Regions from separate parts of the Homo sapiens genome. Here region 1 is linked to region 2. The links are chromatin loops, found by intact Hi-C in ENCODE. Cell type or tissue: heart right ventricle. All regions are shown on one strand.

The links. Hi-C counts contacts between places; a loop is a spot of excess contacts. Peaks named below come from ENCODE experiments on the same cell type or tissue, not always from the same donor. Only the 100,000 strongest peaks of a DNase experiment are listed, where the experiment ranks them.
Region 1: it touches region 2 in a loop (5-fold over the local background); 58 of 110 quality-filtered maps call a loop at or near these places.

Annotation. Positions count from the first base shown.
Region 1 is chr5:59,669,957-59,677,956 of GRCh38, reverse strand. All of the region lies in intron 1 of PDE4D (phosphodiesterase 4D), which reads left to right. Among named protein-coding and RNA genes, the nearest start is that of MIR582, 30 kb to the left of the region's middle. In heart right ventricle, CTCF peaks have their summits at 4,109 and 4,310 (motif pointing right); no DNase peak of the experiment used is centred here.
Region 2 is chr5:59,795,648-59,803,647 of GRCh38, reverse strand. The region is part of intron 1 of PDE4D (phosphodiesterase 4D); the gene reads left to right. It overlaps LOC105378988 (a long non-coding RNA gene), which reads right to left. Exons shown (of 2, transcript XR_001742413.2): 2 at 6,648-8,000. Among named protein-coding and RNA genes, the nearest start is that of PDE4D, 94 kb to the left of the region's middle. RefSeq lists an enhancer at 2,640-3,170. In heart right ventricle, a CTCF peak has its summit at 3,372 (motif pointing right); no DNase peak of the experiment used is centred here; H3K4me3 peaks cover 1,394 bases; H3K27ac peaks cover 2,164 bases.

The DNA.
Region 1 (8,000 bases), 130 kb after region 2:
GAGATTTTTGGTCCCCAAGAATTAAAAATTTAATGGAGGAGATAATCATAAACTTACAGAGAAGTATATGATAGGCTGTGTCAAAGTGGGAACAATGTAGACTAGGGAAATACAATGCTTCTCTTGGATGGGTCACACCTAGGAGGGGCCAAAGGGGACAACTCACTGGGTATTGGAATGATCTGGATCCCTGGATTACTTGGTTGGTGCTGGGCTGATTCGGAAACCCTTTCTATTTTCAACTCTTCTGCTAAACATCATTATAGTAACATCAGTACACATCCTGCTGTTACCAAGTGTCAGTGTTTGGTCAGTTTGAGTTTTACAGGCATATAGAACTGCCATTTTGTCATTTCTGTCTACATTGTACAAAAAAGTAATTTAACTGAGCTTTATAACTTATGATTTGGAGAACTCCACAGCTCCCGTTGTTCTTTCTCAAAAAATTATTTTCAGTGCAACTTAGCTTTCTGTGTATCTCCATTGCTCATCTGCCCTAGATGGTTCAGGTTGGTTGCTGTCTCTATTAGTGTGACAAGAGTTAATAAAATGATTAATTAAAAAGAGCCTTAAACGTCTACTTAGAAAACACTAGATAAATGCTAAGTAGGGTGCTTTTTGGTGGATCAAGAGAGTCCAGATCACTAATATATGGATGGCGTATAAATTAAATCACTGTGTAAGACTGCAAAATGTCAGAGAAACATTTTAATATGTTCCCCCCAGCATTTGCCTTTCTGTACATATGTCTTAGAATTATAATGCCTACATTTTAACTATGGTTTTCTGTGGGTATATATACAAATAGATAGCAACTGATTAAAAAAAAAGATCTCAACTTTTTTTTTTCAATTCACAAGATTGGAGTATTTGGAGATAGGGCTGTTTTTTCTCTTTTTTTCCTTTTAAAGCCATCCACATTTTCTTTTCTACTGCTTTCTCACTCAAAAAATGTAAGCTAGAAAAAGTTGATCTCATGGAAGTAAAAAGGAGAACAGAGATTACTAGAGGCTGGAAACAGTAGGGAGAAGGGGAGGATAGAGAAATATTTGTTAAGAATACGAAATGACAGCTAGATAGGAGGAATTAAGTGGTAGTGTTCTATAGCACTATAGTATGACTATAGTTAACAACGATATATTATATATTTTCAAATACTTAGAGGATATTGAATAGTCCCAAAGAAATGAAAAATGTTGGAACATATGCTAATACCCTGATCTGATCACTATGCATTGTATGTATTGAAACATCCCTACGTACAATTATTATGTATCAATTTAAAAAATATCTAAAAATATATGTGTACCTAAGTGTATACACCTTATATATCCTTTGATTTCCTTATGAAACACAGCATAGTTTGAGATTTAAAATGAATAAAATGGTTCTTTATGCTCTGTAAAATTAGAAAATCCTTCAGCTTTTAGAAGCTCTCTGTTGGTTTATTAGTTGATCACAAATTAATATGTCCCTTTGGTTTAATCTGTATCATAAAACAAAAGTTGACTGTTCCCAAACATGTGCTTGGATAAGAGAAAGCTGTTAATAAATATCTATTGACTGAATGAAAGTATAAATGAATAAATATTTTTAGCCCTTAGAAATATGTGAAAAATACCTAGAAAATATTAGACATACCAAGGTCAATGCTAAATGTAAAATGTATTTCTAAGAAAACTCTAAGTATGCAACCATATGGATTGATTAAAACTAGTTACTTAAAACCTCTTATGACTGTATTTTTCTTGTTTTTGAAAAATAAATGCAGTTTGCACTCTCCTTGCTTAGAACTTACGTATTCTATTTCACAAAAGTGCATGCTTGTGTTATTAAATGTGTGTGTGTGTGTGTGTGTATATACATATACATATATCTTGATCCCTAATCTCAGTTAGCTCCAAAGGTGTTCTAAATATATAAATGTTATAGGTCACAGTGTGATCTCTTAACACTATATTTTTTGGTTGAGTGTGGTGGCTCATGCCTGTAATCCCAGCACTTTGGGCGGCTGAGGTGGAAGGATAATTGGAGCCCAGGATTTTGAGATCAGCCAGGGCAACATAGTGAGACCCTGTCTCTACTGAAAATACAAAAAAATTATCCAGGTGTTGTGGCACGTGCCTGTAGTCCCTGCTACTTGGGAGGCTGAGGTGGGAGGATCTCTTGAGCCTGGGAGGTCGAGACTACAGTAAGCCAGGATTGCGCCACTGCACTCCAGCCTGGGTGACAGAGTGAGAGACCCTTTTTCAAAAAAGCCTACGTTTTTCACCAACACATTTCAAAATTACTTTTAAAATTATTATTGTTTTTAAAGATAGGTATGTGCCAAAATTAGAACTTTGGGTCCAAGAGCATCTCCACATTCACATAAAGAAACTTAAGTTCAGTAACTTGCTCAGGCTATAAAGTAGAAGAGTTAGGATTTGAACCCAGGTCAGAGGGCTCCAAAGCCCTTTCACTTTCCATCAAAAACATTTGATATTTTGCCAAAAATATCATGACTGTTTGTCCATTGCCATTTCATATCCTTCAAACAGCTATAAAGTGTGGAGAAATGATAACTTCATAACTCACGCTACAGCTCGCAGACACACTTAATTAGCTTAGGGACAAACAGTTGTGACATTATGAGTGGGAGTTGCAAGGCTGAGTTGAATGTACTGATGGGGATGTTGGTTAAAAACAAAAAGCCATTCTATTCTACATCGTGGCAATCTTTGTACTTCAAAAGTAGTAGTATTCTGAGACGTTTACTGTGTATTATAGATTTGAATCACAATTCAGCAATACTAGAGAAGGAGAAATCTACTTTTTCTAAATTTTCTCTACAGTGAAATAAAATGCTTTTGGAATATTTACTTGAGGAATGGGTTATCTGAATGTTCTCACTGAAACTCATTACACCGTATAGTGAAAATCTAGTTACAGGTAGTTGAAGTGTAGGTATAGATAGTATGTGATTCATAATGACGCATGTATGCCATGATTTACCTCAGTCACTGGACAGTAAGAATGTGATTAAGGAAGTTTCCTCTGCAACATTTCAAGATAAGTTAGCTGTTTTGAGCCACACAAATATTAAACTATGCATTGTGGCCAAGTGCCTATAATGCCAAAAGCACCTGTTTCAAATTGTGAGTAATATCTTATGTGTTACACTATTGAAATCTCCTTGTTACAGAATATTAATACTACCTATTGAAAAGAGTAAGAAATAAGAGTTTCTCATTTCCACCCTTTTGGATTTATTTCATCAAATGATGTGTTGATGAATAATGCCCTTTCTGTAAGATGGATAACTCATGGAAAGAAAGCCATTTGGACATGGATACTCAAGATTTTAAAGAATTTAGGAGGTGGCAGTGTGAATATCAAATAAGGTGCCACTTGTAGAGAGAGTATCTCAGAAAAGGAGCAGAGAATCATACAATAGAAAAGTGAAAAGCTGTTTCCTGTGGTAGATAGACTCTAAATAATGATTTTAGAGACAGACATAATAAATTAATTTATTGGTTCATTGAAGAAACATCCTGAGTTCCTATGACATGCTAGGCATTGTGCTGGTGGGGGCGAGGGTTGGGTGAGTAGTGGCGTATGGAGATGAAAAGATGCATCAGACATGGTCCTTGTCTTCATAGAACTTTCCACAGGGTAAAACTGGAAAAACCCTGCTGGGACAGAGTGGGCATCTATTCCGGCTTAGGCAAGCATATCTTATCCTATTGATATCTGTACAATATTATCCTTAAACTAGAAATACAATAATATGTTTTATTCTGACAATGAGGAATAATTTTCCATATTAAGGAATAGGTTAATCTCTAAATAGTATGCTATTTATTTTATCTTACTTTTTCCTCTGTGTTTTTAAATATTTAACAATTTAGGTAGCATCCTAGCAGGGCATCACTAGAGAAATAAAATGAAGCATTTTTAAGTAAATATATTTTACAGATCATTTGGAATTGTTTCAAAAACTTCATTAACTTTTAATGAACCAAAAATATAGTTCATTGGAATTAAATGTTCCATGTGAAGATATTTATTTCGGAAACTACATGACTAAACCAATGGTAAGTTGAAGTTAAAAAAGTGACCCCAAGAGAGGGACAATGTCATATTATTATTGTTATAACCCATATATGTTTAATAATGACCATGCAGGATGGTGCATATAGCAAATAACTAGGTAAAGTTTCTAGGAATTTTTATTCTATTTCTCTTCTTTCAATTCTAATGTATGGGCCAACTCATCATTTTAATACAGAGCTTTGAGAGAAAATGCATAAATGTAATTTTCTGTATGATCACTAGATGGCGCCATGCTTCCCTTAGAATGAAGCTGCTCAGGAATTTGCAAGTGCAGTTCTGAGTATTTCACATAGAAACCTGGAAGATGAGACAATTGTATTTCCCATAAGGTTTTGATTCACTAATATCATCAAAACAACAATTAGCACGTGTTACTTTGCATTCAAAAAGGGAGTAACGATTGGGTTTGTAAACAGTATATTGAAATAATCATTACTGAGGACAAAAGTGAAGCATGCCTCTAAGAGGTAATTCGGAAGGTCTCTTTTGCTTTCCAAAAACATACTAGTAACAAGGAAACATCTTATACTTGCTTGGAAAACTGGGTCCTAGTCAATGAGCTATGTCTTAAGGAATGGAAATACTGGCAAATGTGGTAAAGTTTACATAGCCATTTTCTGCAAACCAAGAAGATAAATTGCATTCTGCCTAGTCTTAGGCAAACAGTTGGGCCATTTACTGTTCCATCAAAAAAAGGATTGTCAGATCCCCAAAAGCACAAGGATGCATATAGAGTGTCCATTTAAACTTCCTGATCAAAGATATACACTCGTGAAGGTGGAGTGGAAGACTTCTTTATAGGAGTATGATTCATGTTTATAAAATTGGAGACACTTAGAAAGTTGAGTTAAAAGTGACTCAAAGGATATCTTTTCATTGCCCTTTTTATAGATGGAAAAACATGGATGTAGCTGTTTCATACAGCTAAGACACTAGTGCATCAAAACACAATACATTTGTGAGACATCTTGTTATGATTTCAAAGCAGTTTGTCAATAAATGTGTATGTTCAATGGTTACAGTTTGGGATGGTAAGACATCATCAGCTCAGAATAGTAACATCCTTCCCTTTATCTTTTTTATAGAACTTTAAACCTGGATGCAATTTTAAGATCATATGCATCATTTTTTCTATATGGTGATTACATTCTAGATAAATTAATTTGTGATACACTCTGGACTTTTTGTATTACATCAAGTTGAAGTTTCCTTTTGTGGACTTAGAAACAAAAAATTTGCAGTAATAAAAATGAAAAGAGATTATGCAAAAATAATTACTAATGACCATGTTTCTTAGGTGATGAATTTAATTGAGTGTTGGTATTTTAAGAATACGTGCATCAAGCAAATTATAATGTAACCAAATATCCAGAGATTTGAGGAGGAATATCAGGTTATTATCACATTTCAGAGCTGAATTTTTCTTCTTTGGTTCATTGACTGCATTGAATCTTTGTTTTGTGGGTGATATAAACTTTTTCATTTCATTCCTTGCTCTAGGAGTGACTCTGGGGAATCATTAGGTACATGCTTGTTGGTTTTCCATAATAATTATCTCTGAGCCCTAATGGTTTCTGGATTTGGCCTCTCTTCACTTTCTCCAACTTTAGGCAGGAGTTCAGAATGGCCTTCAGTTGCAAAGAGAAGTATAAATCCAACTTACCATCTAGTCTCTTTCTGTGTGGTCTTGGCAAATTTTTTAATCCTGGCTAGGCATGCTGTTACTGGCAGAAATGAGGTTCTGCCTCAACTTTAGCTCCAGCCCTGCCGTTAGCCTGAAGACTTTCCAAGATTTAGGGAGGGTCCATGAATATCTCATCTTCAAGAGTGTGCTATAGAGTTATCGAGCAACTCAGATCTTTTAAAAATCTTGAGTTTAGGAATCATACATTTAAATGTCAGTTCTCCTAGAAAATGAAGATTTTAATCCTTTAGAAAAAAATCTAGGGACAAGGAATTCTAGCATTTCCTAAAGATTCCATCATAAGTAGTGCTTTTAATGTAAAGGGTTTCTTTGAAAAAAATTATTTCTTTACTTTTTTTTTTTTTTTCCTTGAGACAGGGTCTCCCTTTGTCACCCAGGCTGGAGTGGAGTGGTATGATCATGGCTCCTGCAGCCTCTACTTGCTGGGCTCCAGTGATCCTCCCACCTCAGCCTCTCAAATAGCTGGGACTACGGGCTCACACCACCACACCTGTCTCATTTTTGTATTTTTTGTAGAGAAGGGGTTTGGACATGTTACCCAGGCTGGTCTTGAATTCTTGGGCTCAAGTAGTCCTTCTGCCTCCATCTCCCGAAGTGTTGGGATTACAGGTGTGAGTCGTCATGCCTGGCTGTAAAATTGTATTATATTTCTAATATGAAGAAATACTTGGTTTCTCTTTACTGTTTAGAAAGATAATTATCATGATTGTTTTCTTTATTAACTCCTATATGATACTTTGTATTTTTATCCCCTGCTACTCACCCCAAGCTTATTTTTATAATTAGAAAGGAATCAAGCTAGCCAAACAGGAGTTATCCTTCCTTAAGGTAGAGAAGTTACTATTTTTTTTCAAATGGCGATCTGCCTGCCTGAGTTGCTATTTGGATCTCTGATGATTTCTTCCTTTGATCCCCTAACTCAAAGCAGGCAATCAAGGCTATGCTGTTAGTTGTAACCAGATGGAAACCTGATCTCCATTTATACTTTGCCTCTTGTATTGATAACAGGACATGAACCAGGATAGATACACTAACAGTATTTGACTCTGCTGCAGTTGCCAGGCTAAATAACCAGAACTCATATCTCATTCTACTCTACCTATGGAAACACTCTGTATAATGAAAATGTGTGTTGAAAGTGTGTGGGTATATGTTGTGTGTATATGCATTAAAATTCTCATTAGCATGGGCTGGTTGTAATAGTGCATACCTGTTATCCCAACTACTTGGGATGCTGAGGCAGGAGGATCATTTGAACCCAGAGTTCAAGGCCAGCCTGGGTAACACAGCAAGACCGCCATCTATTTAAAAAAAAAAAGTAAAAACTCTCATGAGAATAATAATTAAAGTAGCTATGTTGATCATTGCAGTAATTAAACCAAAATATTAATACTCATACCTGATATAGTTTTTTCCACTTTATTATAATTACATTTCTCTCAAAAAATTTAAGAATTAGTATATGTTTAACATATACAGGTTGAATATCTCTTATTGTAAATGCCTGGGACCAGAAGTGTTTCAACCTTTGAATTTTTTTTTTGGATTTTGGAATACATGCATACACATAGTGAGATATCTTGGGGATAAGACCTTCATCTAAACACAAAATTTATTTATGTTTCGTATATACCTTATAAACATAGGCTGAAAATAATTGTATACAATATTTTAAAATGCTTTCGTACGTGAAACAAAGTTTTGGCTGTGTTTTGACTATGACTTGTCACATGAGGTCAGGTGTGGAATTTTCCACCTGTGACATCATGTCAGCACTCAAAAAGTTTTGGATTGTGGAACATTTTGCATTTTGGATTTTCAGATTAATGATGCTTAACCTACCTTGTGAAATAATGGAGTCCTTTATTAATAACAAAACAATAATAGATGATACTTACAGAGTACTTGTGTGTCAGGCTCTACTCTAAACATTTTATATGTATTAAACCAATTAATCTTCACAAAAACTCTGAATTAGATATATTATTATTATTTCCATATTTTAGAGGAGAAAACTGAGAAACAAGTAATCTAGTCTGTACTCTACCATAATGCTATGTTACATTCTATCAACACTCCCACTGCCTCTTCTGAATTCATTGATAGTGGTGTGGTGGCATAGAGTCCACAGAGTGGAGCATTAATTAATTTTGCATAATGTGAAAGTAAAACTTAAGAAAATTTTAAGGAATAGACAGTG
Region 2 (8,000 bases):
ACCTGGAGTGCCAGAATCCCCTGAAGTGGTTGTAAGAACTCATTGCTGGGGCCAGGTGCGGTGGCTCACACCTGTAATCCCAGCACTTTCGGAGGCCAAGGCAGGCGGATCACTTGAGGTCAGGAATTCGAGACCAGCCTGGCCACCATGGTGAAACCCCTTCTCTACTAAAAATACAAAGATTAGCTGTGCGTGATGGCGGGCACCTGTAATCCCAGCCACTTGGGAGGCTGAGGCAGGAGAATCGCTTGAACCCGGGGGGCGGAGGTTGCAGTGAGCCAAGATGGCGCCACTGCACTCCAGCCTGGGTGGCAGAGACAAATTGAAAAAAAAAAAAAAAAGGAGTTTCTAGGCCCCATCCCCAGAATTTTTGATTTTGTAGGTCTGCGGTGGGATCCAATTATGTACCGTCTAATGAGCTCCCAGGTGATAGTGACGCTGCAGACCTGGCTCCACATTCTGAGAACCACTGCCTTAGAGCCTGCACATCAAGTCACGTTTATATTCCTGTGCCGTACTCCCCTGGTGAGGATTCCTCTGGTCATTCATGCATTTACGTTTTTAAACTCCTTGGAATCAACCAGGTAGAGATTGTACTCTTGTTGTCGTATTTACCATCCTAAATCATTAGCATCTATTATCTTCCTCTGCCCTACACCACAACTCTGCTTGTAACCCATTTGGAGCGTGTTTTCTATGTTCTTGCTTTGTTTACATATTGGTGGCCCCAACTATTTATCAGCTTATTAAAGACATCAGGCCACTATTTGTCTATATCCCTGCACTGCCTAGCAGGGAGCACTGCAGGGACTATTGAATTCATGCACTGTATTCTCTGCTGGCCCATTGATTTCATCCTTATAGCCCCTGCTTCTCACCTGCATGTGTTTTTTTCACAATTTACATACTGATAAAATGAATTCTTGCTTCTTGCTCATGTAAGAATATGGAGGCTGGGCACAGTGGCTCACACCTGTGATCCCAACACTTTGGGAGGCCGAGGCAGGCAGATCATGAGGTCAGGAGATCGAGACCATCCTGGCTAACATGGTGAAACCCCCTCTCTACTAAAAATACAAAAATTAGCTGAGCGTGGTGGTTTGCACCTGTAATCCCAGCTATTTGGGAGGCTGAGGCAGGAGAATCGCTTGAACCTGGGAGGTAGAGGTTGCAGTGAGCTGAGATCACGCCACTGCACTTCAGCCTGGGCAACAGAGTGAGACTCTGTCTCAAAAAAAAAAAAAAAAAAAAGAATATGGAAGTTATAAAAATAATCTGTGATCATATAATGACTGTTTTCCCCAAAAAGGGCATTACTTTCCTGCTTCAAAGTATGTATTTCTTAACTAAAGTGTTTGTGGGATATGGCTGCGTGTTGGCATCACCTAGAGAACTTTAAAAAAAAAATGAAAACAAAAACAAAACAAAACAAAAAACTGATCTTCATGTCCCAGAGGTTCTCTTCTAATTGATGTGGGCTGTGATCTGGGCATAGAGATTGCCAAAATTACCCCGGTGATTCTAACACATAAAAATGTTTTAGAGTTTCTTAAGTACTTTTTTTCCTGATGAGTTTCAAGAGGGCCACTTTTTTTTTCTGGAAGATTATTTTCAGAAACACCTAGCCCTTCTTTATTTGTATCTCCTGTAGATGTTTTCCTTCTGAGTTTTTCTCTGTGAAACAAGAAAATATAATGAACTGTCATTTGCACGTTGCACAAAGCATGAACTTTATTTGGAGTCTTAGATAAACTTGTTCTGATCTAGAAATGAAAAATAATGAACTCTGCTGAGTTCTGCATTTCCTGTCTGAAGTTAGCTTTACCATAAGGATCTGGTGGGTAAGTGTTTGTTGTTCTTGTCATTAATTATTGGAACAGAGTTGTTTGGAGTAGATGATTCATTGTGGAACAAATCGTCTGATTTTGAGGGACATTTTCCATTATAAAATAATTATACATAAAAACAGAAGTATTGCTTTAATACTAAGATTTGTAACAATGCCATGTCATTCTGGTTGTAATGACTCTGTGTCTATTCCACTGGTTTGGAAAATAAAACAGATTGATTTCAGTCATATGAAGATACTTGAAAATAGGTTACATTTAATCAATTAGAAACTAGTTGTTTCTAACTTCACTAATCTTGTAAAAAGAATTAATTCCACCCCACTCCTAAAGTTAGTAGATAGATAGATATCACCAGATAAGTTCCTAAAATATACCTAGGAAATAGCTCTTTCTCAAATAATGATGGTGTCAGTAAGTCTAATGTAAGTCCATTTTATTTTACCCTTTCTTTAGGTTCTGCCCTTGTATCTTAGAATAATGAAATATGAAGTGAAATTTGGTGTCATGGTTTACCTGTAGCCATTTTATAATTTAGATTCATGGGTTTACATTACTTACTGAAACTACTGGGGAAACATTAACAACACAATAGGATTCCTAGATTGATAAACTTCAACACTCAAGCTATGACAGTTGTTCTCAGTCTCGTCTTTGATTCAATGTAAAAATTTGGACAAGTTAATTAGCTTTCTTTTGCTGCGTGTATAGGGGCAGGATAAACTTGAGAATTCCCACAATTATTCAACCCAGATCAAAGATATTTGTCTCAGGAAATCAACAATATTAAGAAAAATGGCTTTTTGAAAAAAAATTAAAAAAATGTTTAGCACCTTCAAATATCAGATTCACATCCTCATCATCCTCACTTAGAGATTTTAAAACTAATAGCAATTTTGTATGGCACATTTGCATTTACAATGCATTTTTGTACACATTCTATTTTCCCCTAAACCCAGGGAGACTGGAAGAGCAACAATTTACATATTTGCGTATTTTTAGAAAGTGAGTCTTAGAAAGGTTAAGTGACTAACCTAGGCTCAAACAGCCAGAAGTGTGTGGAACAAAGGCACCACACAGCTTTGCTGACTGTGAGCTCACTCTTTCTACTCCTCCAGCTATGCCAGCTATACAATAGCAACTTGTGAGAGGTGTTAGGTGTGAGGGATAGTAGGGGGGTAGGGGTGGGGAGGGGAAGAGGAAGCAAAGTCCTCATACTGATTGTATTTTTATCACTTTTCTAAAGGATTTTATGTTTTACAGCCTATTTGTCATTGGTGGAAATATCTCTACACTGGTGCTATAAACAGCAAAACATGCACTTGAGACTCCCTGCAAGCCCATCTAAGTTTTAAGGGTAATTGAGAATAGCAGCACTTGATACACATATCTTCATTTACTATATAGTGTGATCAATTATTTTCCCTGATACTAAGGGAAAATTAAACATCTTTTCATTGGTTGTTGCATTTCTTTCACGGTGTTTTTAATGCACTTTGCGAGCTTTTGTAGTTCTCAAAACTGGCCACTAGATGGTAGTGTTTAGTTAGTATTGTCGCACATGTTCCATTGTGGGAACTTTGATTCTAATAGGAAACATTTCATATATAATACTGCACTGAAACTGTTTCCCCAGTGGCTGAGGCACACGATAAAAACTCTGTGGCTTGAGCCTTCTTTTTCTTTTTTAATGACTAGACCTCCCTTCATTCAACACAGACCTTTCTTCCACATACTACTTATTCAGCAATTCATTTTTCTCCCCATAATAGTCTTTTTAAACACCCCACAGTGAGGGAGTGTTAAAAGTCCTGCCTTTCGTAGAATTTTGCTCTAAACTTCTGAGAGGTAAAGCAGATCTGGTGCCAAGATGATGTGTTCTAGGGAAGTACAAGGACAATAGACTTAAAGACCTGTGCTGCCAGCTTGTGAATAATTGAAGATTTGTATCTCGAAGTAAATTTCAGAGTACCCCTGTACTTCCTTGGGTATCTAAACCAAATAAGACAGAAGTTGTAGTTGCCTGGTATAGATACCACATTGCCAAAATTTTACAGTATTTTGGACAATCCAATAGATGTCTTCTCTCTGCTTTGTTTAAGCCTTCTAATTTCCCCAGCAAGACAAAGCAAAACAAAATTAATTCACACAGCCTGTTTGCATGATATGGTCCGATGGTTTACTATGCTATGTTTGTCATTAGTCACCCAAGCACAGAATCTAAAAGTCACTTATAACCATTTCCTGCCCCCCCATGACTGCTGATTCTTCCAAAACCATAAATCTCCTTTACTAATTCACTTGAATAACCAAACCTGCATTTCAGGTTCTCATTCTTTACACACCCAATAAAAAATGAGATGCCATCTGTTATTTTATTCATTAAGTCAAGTTCTGTTTCTCATGTTCTGCGGGAATTCTTCCCATGTGGTTTTACTGTTTGTTTCACTTTCTTCAATTTCCCTCATCATTACACATAAGCATTTATAAAATACCTCTTCATAAAATCCACTCCAGTCATTCTCTGCAGTTAACTCCAAGATCTCCAAGATCAAAACAGACCCCAAAGTTGTCAATGAAACTGTTCACTTGCACAGTGCAGGGGCTGGGGGTGTGGTTACTTGGGTGTGTGAATATGAACTTTCGGTTGTCTGAGGACAACAGGAAGCCTTGTTTCTGGTTGCTATCATATTAAACTTTAGTTAAGATTTTTATTGTTTATGAGATAGGGAATTTTTTCCCCTGGGGGTCAACTGGGGTCACCCTATTTCCTGAGGGCTAAATAAAATTGGCTGCAATCCCCATCGTACAGATTGTGAAAAGTTCTGCTTTCTCTCCAAAGCTTTTATGAATCCTTGATCACACCAGGCCCCACATCTCTGCTTCAGCCAAATTGGTTGCGTTTAGGAGTTCTCTCACAGTAGCTGTCATCATCTCTTTTTTCCATACCACAGAGGCTCAAGGTAGAACTGAGCCCCTTCCTTAGTTTTCCCAACCACCAGCCTTCCCTCTGCCCCAACAAAACAAAACTTGTTCACACATGGGATTTCTGCATTGTACCACACTTTACTGATGGTTTGAAGAAATGGAAGCAATGTTCACCATAATGTGAGAAGTGACTGTGTTTAGACTTTCATATTCTTAAAAAGTCAGTTACCCAGTGATTTCTATATGGAAGGTGTTAGCCTTTTGCTAGGTTTGCTTGGGTTTTTTCTTTCATTCCTACCCTTCCGTACCTCTCCTACTTCAAAAATTGCTTATAGGAACTCCAGATTTTTCTTACTTAATGGCATTTAGTGCTTTACGTCTCTCCTGCTCCATCCACCTTTTAACTCCCAGAACTACGCAAGTGCTCAGCAGAACAAAATGGGCTTTCATGTAATATTACCACAACTTGATAGAAGATATTTTTGGTTATAAATAGCTTTTAAAAAAAATTTTTTGGTGATTACATGTGGGTACGATGACTAAATTGAATTTTGCTCTTCGTCTCATACACACAAACACACACACACACACACACACACACACACACACACACACACAGGCATTTATATATAGAGAGAGAGAGATGGAGACTTGTTCTGTCATCCCAGCTGGAGTGTAGTGGTGCAATCACAGCTCACTGCAGCCTCAACCTCCCAGGTGCAAGTGATCCTCCTGCTTCAGCCTCCCATGTAGCTGGGATTACAGGTGCGGGCCACCACACCTGGCTATTTTTTATTATTTTTTGTAGATGCGGAATCTCCCTATGTTGCCCAGGCTAGTAACTCCTAGGTGTAAGTGATCCTCCAGACTCGGACTCCCAAAGTGCTGGGATTACAAGTGCAAGCCCCCATACCCCCAGCCTTCTGCTCCTATTTGACCTAGAAATTCCATATAGTAGCCATAGCATTCATTCATTCAACAAATAATTATTGAACACCTACTTGCAAAAAGGAATTCAGTTCCTATTCTGTTGGGGTGATAATCTAGTAAATAATAATAATAATAATGAAAAGTGTCCATGCACTCTTCTAGGCTCCAATAATCCCTATGAAGAGAGGGTATGCTTAAACAACAGATGCTTATTTTCTCACGGTTGTGGAGGCTGGCAGTGTGAGATCGGGGTGCCTGCATAGTGGAGTTCTAGTGAGGGCTGGCTTCCCCTATGCCTTCACCCAAAGTTTATGTGTTATTAATATCAGCAGCCCTCTATCTCTGGATGTCTCTGGTGCCTTAGAAGACATATTCTCTACAGTTAAAGAGTGATCCTCAAGAACGGACAGGGTAAATATATTTTATATTGCTAAATGCCCCCATTTGAAGGGCTATATACCATTTCATGTAGCAAGGAGCACTTAATGGCTCCAGCAGAACAAAATAACTCTACAGAAAATTTTTATTTGCCCAAAGCATCTAACGAGCTGGTCCTTCCATGCATGTGGTGGCACTCTTGTGAACTGCTTCCTGAGATCCTCTTAGTGCAAAGCCAACAACATTCAGTACATTTCCTTCACTTGCCTTTTGGCATGTCCATGACAATATTTCCAGCTGATCTAACTTCTAGAAAATCTATTTCCCACAAGCAACAGGTCTTCTATTTTCCTGCTTAAGAGTGTTTATTTTTGCTTTTTTCAGCAGCTTCACAACTTCTGACTTGGTTGACTTTTTTTTTTTTTTTTTTAGAGAGAATGTCTCTCCTCCATCTGCGAAGTGCTGCATTTTAGGTTTGATCTGACAATTTGATGCAACGGCTCAGGTATATATGACAAGGAAATGGAATTTCTATCCTCGAAATCAATTCTGAACAATAAAAGCTGAGAGGATAAGTTTATTCAAAGGTGATTTGGTATTGCGACAGGCTGCTCCAAATCAGAACTCAGCAACCTGATTTTGAAAAATTTCCAAGTTCATGAAAAGAATCACTTTGTACATAAGGGCTTTCTACTTGTTTGGGTTTGAGCATAACTAGATAGCTTAGTGGGATATCCATATTCTTGCATTTGATGATCACATTTGGCATCTAAATATTATGCTGTTTTCAAATGAAAGAAATACTGCTGAATAAGAGAGCTAGAATGAATTACATACAAAGAAAACTTAAAATAAGTGTCATCTAAGAAGATGAAAAAGCAAACAAGTACATATGTTCTTAACTTTTGGGGGCTTGCCTTTAATTTTTTTAATAAGGCAATTATCTGCTATTAGTAATTATAATAGGAGCTAAAATCCAGTTAATAGTCACTGTGTGTGAAACCCTGTGCTGAGCACCCCAGGGTATGGCCTCCAAGAGGACACACAACACTCTTTTTGGAGAAAGCTGAAGACAGTGGGGGCAGTGACTGAAGGTCACGGAGTTGGTAAAAGGCAGAGCCAAGCTCAAACCCACACAGCCACATACCTGCAACTGTGTTGTTAGCACTGCACTCCCCAGTTACCAAAGCCTTGTTTATTTTCCAGTCCTAAACTCTGCTTAAATGTGCATGAAGAGTAATTTCATTTTTTTTCCTTTTCTAGACTGTAAATTTGTATAATTGGATTTCTACAGGCTTTTGTGTTTCTGGTGAGATTCAAAATGGATTTTTCAAAGTTACGATATTCAGTGACTCCTATAATCTAGAAATTTCTCCCAAGACACCAGACTTCCTCCCTGATCTTTTGACTAAAAGCCTGGTCCCCAGCTGTATTCATTTCCTAGGGCTGCTGTAAGGAAGTATCACAACCTAGGTGGCTTACAACAGCCAAAATGCATTGTCTCACAGTTCTGGAGGCCAGAAATCCAAAAGTAATGTGTTGTCAAGGTTGTTTCCTTCTGAGAACCGTGAGGCAAGGATTTGTTCCAGGCCTCTCTCCTTGGATAGCCGTCTTCTCTCTTTGTTTCTTCATAGTGCCTTCCTCCTGCATATGTGTGTGTCTGCATTTCCCCATTTTATAAGAATTCCCCTCACATCAGATAAGGCCCACTCTAATGACCTTATTTTAACTCGATTACCTCTCTAAAGACCCTATTTCCAAGCAAAGTCCCTTTCTGAGGTACTGGGGTTGGAACTTCAGCCTATTTTTGCAGGGACACAATTCAACCCATAGCACCAGCTCTGAACCAGGGTAGTGCATGGAGGTGGAGACCTAGTACCGTGCTAAGGACCCCAGCCGACAGTGTGGTCCGAGGCA